Linked DNA regions of Mus musculus: region 1 is linked to region 2. The links are chromatin loops, found by intact Hi-C in ENCODE. Cell type or tissue: left cerebral cortex. All regions are shown on one strand. Links, peaks and the distances in the headings refer to the core of each region. The heading gives the core; the rest is flanking DNA.

What was found. Peaks named below come from ENCODE experiments on the same cell type or tissue, not always from the same donor. Only the 100,000 strongest peaks of a DNase experiment are listed, where the experiment ranks them.
Region 1: it touches region 2 in a loop (9-fold over the local background); 7 of 42 quality-filtered maps call a loop at or near these places.

The regions. Positions count from the first base shown.
Region 1 is chr8:86,622,423-86,625,329 of GRCm38, forward strand. It overlaps Lonp2 (lon peptidase 2, peroxisomal), which reads left to right and starts at 1,621. Exons shown (of 15, transcript NM_025827.3): 1 at 1,621-1,994. The coding sequence starts at 1,762. In left cerebral cortex, for the core only: no CTCF peak of the experiment used is centred there; a DNase peak (open chromatin) is centred at 1,565; H3K4me3 peaks cover 1,887 bases; H3K27ac peaks cover 1,217 bases.
Region 2 is chr8:86,882,007-86,884,913 of GRCm38, forward strand. It overlaps N4bp1 (NEDD4 binding protein 1), which reads right to left. Exons shown (of 7, transcript NM_030563.2): 1 at 2,816-2,907. Among named protein-coding and RNA genes, the nearest start is that of N4bp1, 1.8 kb to the right of the region's middle. In left cerebral cortex, for the core only: no CTCF peak of the experiment used is centred there; DNase peaks (open chromatin) are centred at 1,372, 2,232 and 2,769; H3K4me3 peaks cover 1,813 bases; H3K27ac peaks cover 779 bases.

The DNA of each region.
Region 1 (2,907 bases), core at 184-2,683, 260 kb before region 2:
TGTATCTAGGGTAAACATCAGAATGAAGTAATTATTTTCTGGAATTACTTAGACCTTACCAAAAAAAAAAATCACTGTAGAAAACAGTGAGTTTAGTCACAAGAAGGCCCTGACAAACATGAAACAGCTTGCATAGTCGGGTACAGCAAACAGTAGACAGTAAGAATTGAAGTTGCAAGGTTTTGGTGCTCCTTCAAGAAACACACAGATTAGACCTGGGTTTTGGTATGAAGTTCCTGTTTTACTCTAAAAACAACTTTTGTGTGACAATTACATGGTTCTGCACAGCTGTTTGGGGTTCAGTCTACAAGAGGCTAGACCTCTTGGCTGCCTGCAAGGCCATATATCATCCTGGAATGACTCTTTTTCTTTGGCCATATGTGTGACTCAGTTAAGACCCTGTCCTAGGAGACCAAGAAAATAATAAAATCAAAAAATTAATTTATTAAACAAAAATAAGTCCAGACATTAGTATGCACACAAAACACTTGTTGCTTTTAGGATATGTATGCATGATAAAAATAAATAAAGTTTTTTTAAAAAATATGCCCCAAGGTTTTTAAGATGGTCATAGTTTCCTCATAAAATACCTACCATGTTCAGAGCCCTTGGTCCAATCCCAAGTACCATTTTTAAAAAGACACCAGGAATCTCAGAGTATAAGTCCTCTACTCTCCAGATAAGACTCTTAATAAAAAGGTAAGTTATTGTATATATTTTTTCTTTATATTACTCCCAAAGTCTATCTCAAGATATCTACACAATGCATACTTGATGAGTGTGTCACAACCAAGATCATCACCTACCAGTTCACCCTCCCTCTAGACCTCAGTGACTCAGACCACAACCTAGAATCTATCATCCAAATTGTGACCTTCTACAAATAATTGAATGCCCCTTTTTTAAAAGTATCTGTTTAAAATACTAATAAAATAAAGCAAAGATGGAAGCAATATCACAGACTTAAGAGATCCAGGAGATAAACAAAGTGAAAAATTAAGGACGATAGTAAAACCCACCAGCTTGGGAGAAGGTCTATGGATTAGGTAATGGTAATACTAATTTCCTGGGTTATGTGAACCATGGTTATGCAACATAATAGGGAAAACCGAGTGAGAGGTATAGGATACTTGTTAAAATATAAAATCTATTCAATAAAAAGGTTTAAAAATGTCTAGTGCACACCGTCCTTCTCAACATTCCTTCCGAATTTAAATGCAGGCACTGTTCATGCTGTCTGTGCACCAGGTTTGCTTGTCGTCTGGCATCACTGGTTCAGAGAGAAGGGCTGAGCGAAGCGACAGAAATTGGGTATCTCTGGGCTAGCGGGGAGCGGAGGTGTTTAATGTAGGGACCAGCCTGGGGATGCAGCCAGAAATTGAGGGGTTTGGGTCTAGGGGCGGAGCCAGAAGCCGCTACGCTTTAGCTTTGGGGGGGGGGGGGGGGGGAGAGTGACAGACCGGAAGGCTTAGCCGCTGCGGCCTCCGGAAGGGTTGTGGGCGGGCCCGGAAACAGCAGCACATGGCCCGGGGGCGAGTCCGAAGCGTCCGGGCAGAAGTCTGGGAGCCTGGAGAAGGGGCGGGGCCGGAAGCGGCGGCAGGCCTGGGGACCGGAGCCTGGGGAAGGGGCGGTGCCGGAAGCGGCGGCACTCAGGCCTGGGGGCGGGCCGTCGAGTGACGGCTGCGGTGCGTTCGGCGAAGGAAGTGTAGAGTTCGTACTTGGGAGTCCTCCTGACACCTCTGGTGTTGACGACCAGTGGCCATGTCCTCCGTGAGCCCCATCCAGATCCCCAGCCGCCTTCCGCTGCTGTTGACCCACGAGAGTGTGTTGCTGCCTGGCTCCACTATGCGCACAAGTGTGGACACGGCCCGCAACTTGCAGCTGGTGCGGAGCCGCTTGCTCAAGGGCACGTCGTTGCAGAGCACCATTCTAGGAGTCATCCCCAACACACCCGACCCGGCCAGCGACACGCAGGACCTGCCACCATTGCACAGGTAGGCCCGCCGGGCACTCGGAGGGAGGCCCTCCGGGACTCGCGCCCCGGCGGCCTGTGAGCGGAGTTGTGGCTCAAGTCTCCCCAGCGTGAAAAGTGGGAGGGACGCTTTTCGCCAGTGACCGTTAGTGAGCCGGATCAGTCACGGAGCAATGCCTGACACGGGTGGAAACTCTGTGCAGTTCATTTGCTGCCTGTTGCTGGTGCTTATCTGATGTGAATTCGTGTCCTACATAGCCTTCTTCACCGCCCAGCGCCCGGGCCCCTCCCCCATACCACCTTTCACCCTGTCCCCTTTCTTTCAGTCAACCTCCGGTCATGTTCTCCAGCTGAAACATTATAAATCTAGATCTATCTATCTATCTATCTATCTCTCTCTCTCTCTCTCTCTCTCTCTCTCTCTCTCTCTCTCTTTCTTTCTTTCTTTTTCCTGCTCATGCCTAAACTACGCAGTTAACTTTTGGGTGCTTTGTTTTACATGTTGTTACCTATTTTCTCTATTCCCCGACGGCCTCCCCTTCATGAAGGGCCATTCCTGTTAGCATTTTCCTTGGGGTCTCCCACTACAGTCTTCCCAGCCTCTAGGCTCACCTTTGCTCCTTCCTGGCATTTTTATCTTAGGCCCGGGGGATGTCACTGGATAGCCCTGTGTCCCGGCTCTGGTTCGTTGACTTGGGTGGTAGATTTCACCTGCGTCTGACTCTTCCCCTGTGATTTCCCATGTCTCTTAGGTGTGTCTTGAAGGTCCATCTGTGCAGACTGGTTTGCCCCATGCTTCCCTGGACTGCACAGTGATTGTGCGTATAGAGCACTTGAAGTGTGCATGCTCTAATATGAGTTTTAACACTAGAGTGCATGTGTGCCCAGAAAGGCTGTCAATTCTAGGCAGCTCAAGGCAGTTGGTCACCCTAAAT
Region 2 (2,907 bases), core at 318-2,817:
CTGCACTGCCTCCTCCAGCACATAACACTGGGCGGTCGGTGCCTCTCTCCAACCTCCGCAGGCATTATCGCTCTCACAGTAGCTCCCACTGCCTCCCTCTGATTACTGGAGGCTTGGCTGATTCACAGGCCATTCTCACAGCTGTAACAGAAAACTGGATTCTGAGAGCCAGGGCAGTTACCCCACCAGCAGCAGCACACACTCCCGTTTTCTTTTTTGGCACCAGGATTGAAGTTTCAAAGCACTCTACCACTGAGCTGGGCCCTCGTTCCCTTATTTTATGAGAGGTTAAAGAGGCAAGCGCAACATGTGCCGGGCTGGGGGTGCAGCTCCACAGAAGCGTCTACCTAGCAGGTACAAGGCTCTGGCCTTGGTCCCCTGCACTTCCAAGAAGAAAAACTTTGGCTTGTGAGGCTGGGTTCCTCTGTGTCGCCTAGGCTGGCCTCACACCACCACCTTCATGCCTTGGCCTCCAGAGTTCTGGGACTATGGTAAGTTCCACCATGACCACCTGGCTAAACTTTTCTTTGCTGTATTTTCCCTTCAGTGACATTTCTACTTACACCAAGTTAATAGTTTTCTTTTCCTCAAAAAAAAAAAAAAAAAAAAAAAAGTAAAAAGTAAAAAGTAAAACAAACTGCCGGTGAGTGTTGCAGTCAACTCCTACCATAAATCTCAAGGGAAAGGAAAAGGGATTTCTTTTAGGCGGGAAGGTTACATTATGAGTAATACATGTTAAGATTAAGATAAGCTGGCAGGTGACATTACTATTACCAATACACCATACGTCACACCCTTCCCATCAGCTGTGTCAAGCTTTGTGGCACTGACAGACAGAGAGAACCGGGGTGGAAGGACTGGTGGAGGCATGGCTTTCCTGTAAACCGAGGGAAGCATCTTCCACCTCTGGGGTGTCCTCAAAAAAAGCGGCAGCAGGAAGGGTCCAAAACACAGCCAGGACAGGAGAGAGTAGCCTGCTGTGAAAGTCTAAGAGAGCGGCTACCAGAGCCATTATAAACAAGATGCCTGTAACCTAGGGGCAGAAGGACCAGTGATCCAAGGCCAGCCAGTCACCACAGCAAGCTTGTCTCACACAGTTCCGAGAGTTCAGACTGACAGGAAGTCCCTACCAGGTTCCAGGGTGCAAGAAGGAGTTTTTGAAGAAGGCTGACTTTGAATAGAGAGTGAACCAGGAGCCCAGAGGCAGGGAATGAGAAGCAGCCAAGCTGGAAGGGACTCCAGCAGAAGCAAAGGTCTTAACCAAGGCGAAGGCCAGGGAGAGGAGAGGGGTGAGTGCCTGGTGGACACTTAAAAGTGACAAGCCTCAGGCATGTTTTAGCTCTGGGTAGTAAGAGAGTGGGCGGCGCAAGGAGCTAAGCACAGGGGAACCAACTTGGTCCAACACCAACAGGTTCAACCCCCACACTGTCAAGAATCACACAAATAAGCACCTTACAGCCTACACATGGTAAACATTTCTTTTTTTAAATTAAATCGACACCTGGAGCTACAACCTCTTAAAGAGTAATGTGAAATTTGTGATGTAGGATAGAAAAAGAAAGTCTCCCCAGAGCTGAACTGTTTAACAAGCATCGCTGGGGCTGGAGAGATGGCTCAGCGGTTTAAAGCACTGACTGCTCTTCCAGAGATCCTGAGTTCAATTCCCAGCACCCATATGGTGGCTCACAACCATCTATAAAGGCATCTGACAACTTCATCTGGTGTGTCTGAAGACAGCTACAGTGTACTCACATACATAAATAAATAAATCTTTAAAAAAACAAAAACAAAACATCGCCCATGTGGTTTCTAGAAACAAATTCTGGTGCCTGATAGGTGGAAGAGTTTGGGAAAAGGTGGGTAGAAGATGTTCAGGAAGCTCCAAACAGGGGGCTTTAAGACATTGGTGACTTCAAACCAAGAGGGGCAGAGAGGGGCATTCTCCTAAGTTCCCAGATCTGACCCTCGAAACACCAAAGAGGAAACAATACCTTATTCCTCAACTTCCTACTCCTCCCCGGGAGCTTAAGATGCTATACAATACACCTTCAGCCTTCTCCCACCCACGGCTTGGAGGACTCTCTTGCATAGAAGCAATTAAATTGCCCGTTCTCCTGGCAACCTGTCGACTAACCTGGCTATTTCACTGACTCAATGAGATTTTAGAGGCATAAGCGCCTCCGCGGTCAAATTTTGCTGTTTTCTGACAAGGGGGAGGGGCTGATGGCGGTGCTGAATCTGAAATACTGATTATACACAAGGTGAGTCACCGCTTAGTTTCAGTTTCTCCAGTTGTTCATTTAATAGAAGGAACAAGCCCTATCAAAACGTATTCGCCGGATTTTTAAAGCCTGCGTATTCCTTTTGTGGTACTCGGCGGAATGTCAGAAGTGTAACAACCATCATTTAATCGTAGAACACCAACACTACAGGAATAATATTTTTAACGCAGCTACCAAATATTCTACCTCTGAAGCGTCTGGTCATTACATGCGTTCCCTTCCTGATTTCCTAGAGGTTCAGGCCTAAGATTCCCAAAGGGTTTAGAAGCCCTGGAGTGGCGGCCTGGAGGGTGAAGACCAACCAGGAGCATCGAGCCTTGCGCACATCCAAGGGACCAGCGGACGGAGGGAGCGCGAGCCCGCTCAGCGCGCGTGCTCCGGGGCCTGATGGCTCTGCGTTCTGCGCACTTCGCGAGGGACCAGTCAGGGAGATGCTTTCGCAGCGCCCTTTACAAACAGGGACCCCGAGGCTCCCAGGACGGACCCGCTCCGAGCGCCCCGCGCGCGGCCCGTGCGAGCCAGGCCGGACTCACCTTGGCGCTGTGCACCGCCTCCTGCGCGCCGCGGAGTTGCAGCCAGATACGCGCGGGCAGCGGCTCCTCCGCCCCGAGGGCGCCGAGCACGG